Linked DNA regions of Homo sapiens: region 1 is linked to region 2. A link is a loop called in an ENCODE intact Hi-C map of the cell type or tissue named here. Cell type or tissue: natural killer cell. All regions are shown on one strand. Each heading gives the region's core, and the rest is flanking DNA. Links, peaks and the distances in the headings are about the cores only. Region 1 overlaps RALGDS (ral guanine nucleotide dissociation stimulator). Region 2 has its middle 16 kb from the start of GBGT1.

What was found. A loop is a pair of places that touch in the nucleus more often than their neighbours do. Peaks named below come from ENCODE experiments on the same cell type or tissue, not always from the same donor. Only the 100,000 strongest peaks of a DNase experiment are listed, where the experiment ranks them.
Region 1: it touches region 2 in a loop (9-fold over the local background); 13 of 110 quality-filtered maps call a loop at or near these places.

Annotation. Positions count from the first base shown.
Region 1 is chr9:133,101,766-133,104,667 of GRCh38, reverse strand. RALGDS (ral guanine nucleotide dissociation stimulator) reads left to right here. Exons shown (of 18, transcript NM_006266.4): 10 at 337-405; 11 at 835-921; 12 at 1,406-1,438; 13 at 1,768-1,889; 14 at 2,097-2,192; 15 at 2,529-2,730. Among named protein-coding and RNA genes, the nearest start is that of RALGDS, 18 kb to the left of the region's middle. RefSeq lists an enhancer at 2,267-2,902. In natural killer cell, for the core only: CTCF peaks have their summits at 1,111 and 1,319 (motif pointing left); a DNase peak (open chromatin) is centred at 1,287; H3K27ac peaks cover 336 bases.
Region 2 is chr9:133,178,612-133,181,513 of GRCh38, reverse strand. No RefSeq gene overlaps it. Among named protein-coding and RNA genes, the nearest start is that of GBGT1, 16 kb to the right of the region's middle. In natural killer cell, for the core only: CTCF peaks have their summits at 998, 1,201 and 1,404 (motif pointing right); a DNase peak (open chromatin) is centred at 1,423.

The DNA of each region.
Region 1 (2,902 bases), core at 91-2,590, 77 kb after region 2:
GTAATTTTTGTATTTTTTAGTAGAGATGGGGTTTCACTGTGTTGGCCAGGCTGGTCTTAAACTCCTGACCTCAAGTGATCCACCTGCCTTGGCCTTCCAAAATGCTGGGATTACAGGCGTGAGCCACCGCACCATGCAGCAGGCGGAGTTCTCATCCGCACTTTCCAGAGGGGGAGGCAGGCTCAGGAAGGCCAGGCCACCGGCCCAGGACCCCACACTAGTGAGTATTGATACAGGGTCAGCCCTGGAACCCGACCACACTGGCAGCACCCCAGGTCAGGGTGCCTGAGGGCTGAGGGGATAGGGCCTTGCTGACCCTGTCCTCTACCCTGGCAGGAGGGCACCTCCAAGTTTGCCACCCTGGAGATGAACCCCAAGAGAGCCCAGAAACGGCCGAAGGAGACGGTGAGAGTGCCCAAGGCCGCGGAGGGGCAGGGGGCTGGCCTGGGGGTAGGGAGGAGGGCCCTTTCCTCTCTAGCCACGGTGCCTATGGGCCCCATTAGAGGTAGCCTCCTCTGGACCCTAGCAGAGCCACACCTGGATCAGCTGGTATCTGGGAAGACCAGCTGCAGCCACGAAAGGACAGGCCTGGCAGAGCCGGCTCAGGCGGGTGTGGGGCTGGGGAGGGCCAGGGGCCACACGACTTGGGAACCTGGCATTTCCCAGATGCCAGCCAGGGAGATGGCTAGAGGGAGTCTGGGGTCCAGGGAGACAGTGGGCCCCAGGAGGCCCCCAGAGGTCCCCCAGCTGTTCCAAGTGAGACCAGTTGGGGCTGGGGGCTGAGAAAGCCTTCAGGGGAGGGGCCTTGCTCATCCTCCTACCCCAATGTCACAGGGCATCATCCAGGGCACCGTTCCCTACCTGGGCACGTTCCTCACCGACCTGGTGATGCTGGACACTGCCATGAAGGACTATCTGTATGTGAGTGTGCCGGGCGGGGCTGGAGTAGGGCCCGGGAGGAGAGACCTTCCCTGAGCCCTGGGGGCTGGGCTGCCACACCTGTCCCAGCAATGAGTAAACAGCTCAGTGCCCTGCTGGTGACACCCCAGGGCTGCCCAAACACAGAGCTGCAGCAGGGTTTGGCTGAGTGGGACACAGCCCATCCCTCAGGCAGTGACCCTGAGCACAGAGGGAAGCCAGGCCCTCAGCGGTCAGGCGGCACGTGGTGGCTGAGCAGGGCCTTCTCACCCAAGGCCTCAGTCCATTGTCCTCCGAGAGTGCTGGACAAGAAGTCCCCAAGCCTCTGCCCGCATGTCCCCTTGCCCTGGTGCCCAGCACCGGCTTCAATCCAGGGGTGTGCGTGCCCTGCCCCCTGGTGGGCACTCTTGATAGTGCAGCATGAGGTGGGGAGACTGTAATGGTCAAGGGGTCACTTTCTGACGGCCATTGGGTGTCCACCTTCCAGGGCAGACTCATCAACTTTGAGAAGAGGAGGAAGGTAAGCAGCTGCAGGCAGCCCTGACTTGGGGAGGGGTGGAAAACAGACCCACCAGGGTAGGACATTTCAACTCCTACCCTCTCCTTAGATTCATGGGACATGGGACATTTGGACACAGAGAGAAGGGGGTCCCCTCCCACTGGAGGGTGAGGGTAGGAGGTTATAATCCAGGACCACCTCCTGGGGAGTGGCTGAGCCCAACTTTGAGAACAGGAAGGCCTGGATGGGAGTAGAGGGGAGGAAGGGACCCCAAGAACAAAGACCCAGAGACTGGCCCCTGTGCTGCCCGGGGGGCCTTGTCACCGCCCTGTGCTTCCCTCTGGCCCCAGGAGTTCGAGGTGATCGCCCAGATCAAGCTGCTGCAGTCGGCCTGCAACAACTACAGCATCGCGCCAGATGAGCAATTTGGGGCCTGGTTCCGGGCCGTGGAGCGGCTCAGCGAGACTGAGAGGTGAGGCCGGGGCAGCAAATGGGGACAGTGGGGGCAGGCTGTCCTAGGGGGCCAGCTCCAGAGGGCCAGCAGCTATGACCCATGGTCAGCCTCAGCCCCTGTTGCCTGAGGATGGCCGGGGCACCCCGACTCCAGCTTCTGGGCAGGTGCTGGGGGAAGGCCGGAGCATGGCCCCTGGTTGTCACACCACTGCCCCTCTGCTCATAGCTACAACCTGTCGTGCGAGCTGGAGCCCCCATCCGAGTCAGCCAGCAACACCCTCAGGACCAAGAAGAACACAGCCATTGTCAAGCGCTGGAGCGAGTAAGGGCCTGGCCAAGGGTGGTAGGGGCAGCTGCCTTGGGGCTCAGAAGCTTCAGGGCTGAGCCTGGGCTCAGGGAGTCAGGGAGGCTGGCCCTGGAATCCTACCCTGCTGCTGACTGGCCCTGAGACTGGGATGAGTCCCCTCACCTTTTTGGGCCTCAGTTTCCTCCTCTGTGAAATGGGGTGATACTAAATGCTCTCCCAGATGGCTGTGGTGAATGGAGTACTGGCAACTGTCCCAGCACTTTGCACAGTCCTTGGGCGCAGGGTGCAGGGGCTGTGGGGTTGGGATGTGTCCTTGGGGAGCCCCCTTAACTAAGCCAACTCTTCACCCAGCCGCCAGGCCCCCAGCACTGAGCTCAGTACCAGTGGCAGCTCCCACTCCAAGTCCTGTGACCAGCTCAGGTGTGGCCCCTACCTCAGCAGCGGGGACATCGCTGACGCGCTCAGCGTGCACTCGGCCGGCTCCTCTAGCTCCGACGTGGAGGAGATCAACATCAGCTTCGTCCCGGAGTCTCCTGATGGCCAGGAAAAGAAGGTGACTGCCTGCCCTTCTCCCCAATATCCTTTCCCATCTCCCCACTCCAAATCCATGCATGGGGCCAGGAAGCCCTGGATCCTGAACACAGCTTCTAGAAGGTTCCCCATCTGGCAGCTGGCCTGGGGTGCCCCCACAGGGCAGTGGGATCTGCTGATCTTACCGTCTCCCT
Region 2 (2,902 bases), core at 95-2,594:
GTGCTGCGTGCCTGTAATCCCAGCCACTCGGGAGGCTGAGGCAGGAGAATTGCTTGAACCCAGGAGGCAGAGGTTGCAGTGAGCCGAGATCATACCACTGCACTCCAGCTTGGGTGACAGAGTGAGACCCTGTCTCAAAAAAATAAAAAATAAAAAATATGTATATATTACCCTTTCACCCTGAAGACGATTAAAAAAATAATAATAAGTTAGACAGGCACCTTACAAAGTGAGACTTTCTGATCAGTCATGCCTGCCTGCTGTAACTACTTTCACTCCATGGTCTAAAACTGAGCTTAGAGCCATTGTGAGGGACTTGCCTGATCCAAGAGAAAATCCTCAAAAATTTACTGAGGAATTTAGAATCCTCATAGGAGCTTATGATCCAGGACTTCCTGACCTTCACTAATGTATTCCCGTGATATTGGGGCCTGGTAAAGCTCGGAAATGGACGGCAGCAGCAGAATGGGGCAAACCTGAGGAGGATGTTAAAGACCCCTCCAAAAGCTCCTCACAAGAAGGACCAAAAGTCGCTGGAAAAATTGCTGAAAACCTTTTAAATTCAATTCCTAAAATTTTTCCGCAAAAAATGGACTGGTCCATCATACAATCTTGTAAACATAACAAAAAAAAAGATTTCAGTTTCAGATTACAGAACTCACTTAGAAATGCTGTTTGTGAAACATTCTGGGATCCAAGTACAACAAGAAGTATTTCCTGCAAGGACTGAAACGGCATTAAGTGCTCTATTTGTAAATGGACTCCATCCCGAACTCAGCAATTTAATTAAAATACATGAGTTGGGATAGGAAGTTACAGATATGACTAAATTGTTGGCCTTAGCTGGACATTTTGAGAGGACTCTAGAGCAAGAAAAAACTCAAAAGGCTAACAAGCTTATGGCCCTTCAGCTATAACAGTTACAGGGACCGGGACCCAAGGGATTAATCATTTTATGTATTTATTTAGAGACGGAGTTTCACTCTGTCACCCAGGCTGGAGTGCAGTGGTGAGATCTCGGCTCACTGCAACCTCCACCTCCCACGTTCAAGCGATTCTCATGCCTCAGCCTCCCAGGTAGCTGGGATTACAGGTGCGTGCCACCGTGCCCGGCTAATTTTTGCATTTTTAGTAGAGACAGCTTTTCACCATGTTGGCCAGGCTGGTCTCGAACTCCTGACCTCAAAAGATCCGCCCGCCTTGGCCTCCCAAATTGCTGGGATTACAGGCGTGAGCCACTGCGCTCTGCCTCCTTCTCATTTTAAATCACAATCAGGAGGTCCTAGAACAAGAAGTTCTTTGCCCCAAGATGTCTGCCTGTATTGCAAACAACCAGGGCACTGGAAAAGGGATTGTCCGCTTTTCTATCAGTCCACCAATGAGCCTCCCTTTCGGCCAAACTGTTTCACCACTAGAGGGAGCCCAAGAGACCTTAGGCCTCCTGATAATAATCAACCTTGATGAGGTTCCAAGGGATTCTCCAGTAGATTGCTCTCCGTGCCTTTAAATCAACGTGGAGAAACAGGTTAAAATAAATGGGGAGTTGTGTACAGTCCTCGGGGATATGGGGGCTACTCTATCTACCATAAACCCCACTTTAATAAGCCAACAAATCCCTTGGAGTAAAAAGGTCATTTCTGTGGTGGGGGTTTCAAATCAAGTTTAAGAGGTTCCCGTATCTGAACCAATCCAATTAGCTTTGGGCCCCTTTTCAGAAAAACACTTTTTTACTATGTTATACTGCTCCAGTAAACTTGTTAGGGCGAGATTTGCTTTCAAAGCTAAAAGGGCACATAAAATTTTTCTCAGGAGAAATAACCTTAGAGTTTCCTGATTCTCCTGGACTAGAATTGTTATGCTGTCTACAGACAGAAATCTATAAGATTGAAACTCAGGCCTGTAATACCCCTGATCTTTCAAAAATATCTAAATGTTTTTGGGCCTCTTCCCCAACTGATATGGTAAGAATTAAAAGTTTGGAACCTATAAAAGTACAAAGAGATCGTTCTAAACCTTTGCCTAAATTACCCCAATATCCTCTAAAACCTGAAGCAATTCAAGGGCTGTCACCAATTGTAGAGGATTTCATTAAACAAGGACTCATAATCCCGTGCACCAGCCCTTGTAACAGTCCAGTACTACCAGTTAAAAAACCAAATGGACAAGGCTGGAGATTTGTTTAAGATTTACGGGCATTTAATAAAATTGTAATACCAAGATTCCTGTAGTTCCAAATCCTGATACTTTATTATCTAATGTACCAATTAGTTCCAAGTGGTCCACAGTAATAGATCTCTGCTTAGCCTTCTTTAGCATTCCAGTTCATAAAGAAAGTTTGGTGGCTCACGCCTGTAATCCCAGCACTTTGGAAGGCCGAGGCAGGTGAATCACCTGAGGCCAGGAGCTCAAGACAGCCTGACCAACATGGTGAAACCCCCATCTCTACTAAAAATACAAAAAGTAGTCAGGCATGGTGGCGGGCACCTGTAAGTAATCCCAGCTACTCAGGAGGCTGAGACAGGAGAATCGCTTGAACCCAGGAGGCAGAGGTTGCAATGAGCCAAGACCATGCCATTGCATTCCAGCCTGGGCGACAGCAGCGAAACTCTGTCTCCAAAGAAAAAAAAAAGTCAATACTTGTTTGCCTTTACTTGGAAAAATAGGCAATACACCTGGGCTGTAAAGCCACTAGGGTTTACCAAAGCCACTTCATATTTTTCCCAGGCATTGCATCAGGACTTAATAACACTACAATTTCCTCAAAATTGTACTCTCATTCAGTATGTAGATGACTTATTGTTCTCCCACTAAGGAGTGCTCTGAAATTGACTCAGTTTACCTTTTACAACAACTTGCATATAAAGATCACAAGGCTTAAATGGAAAAACTTCAGTTTTCAAAA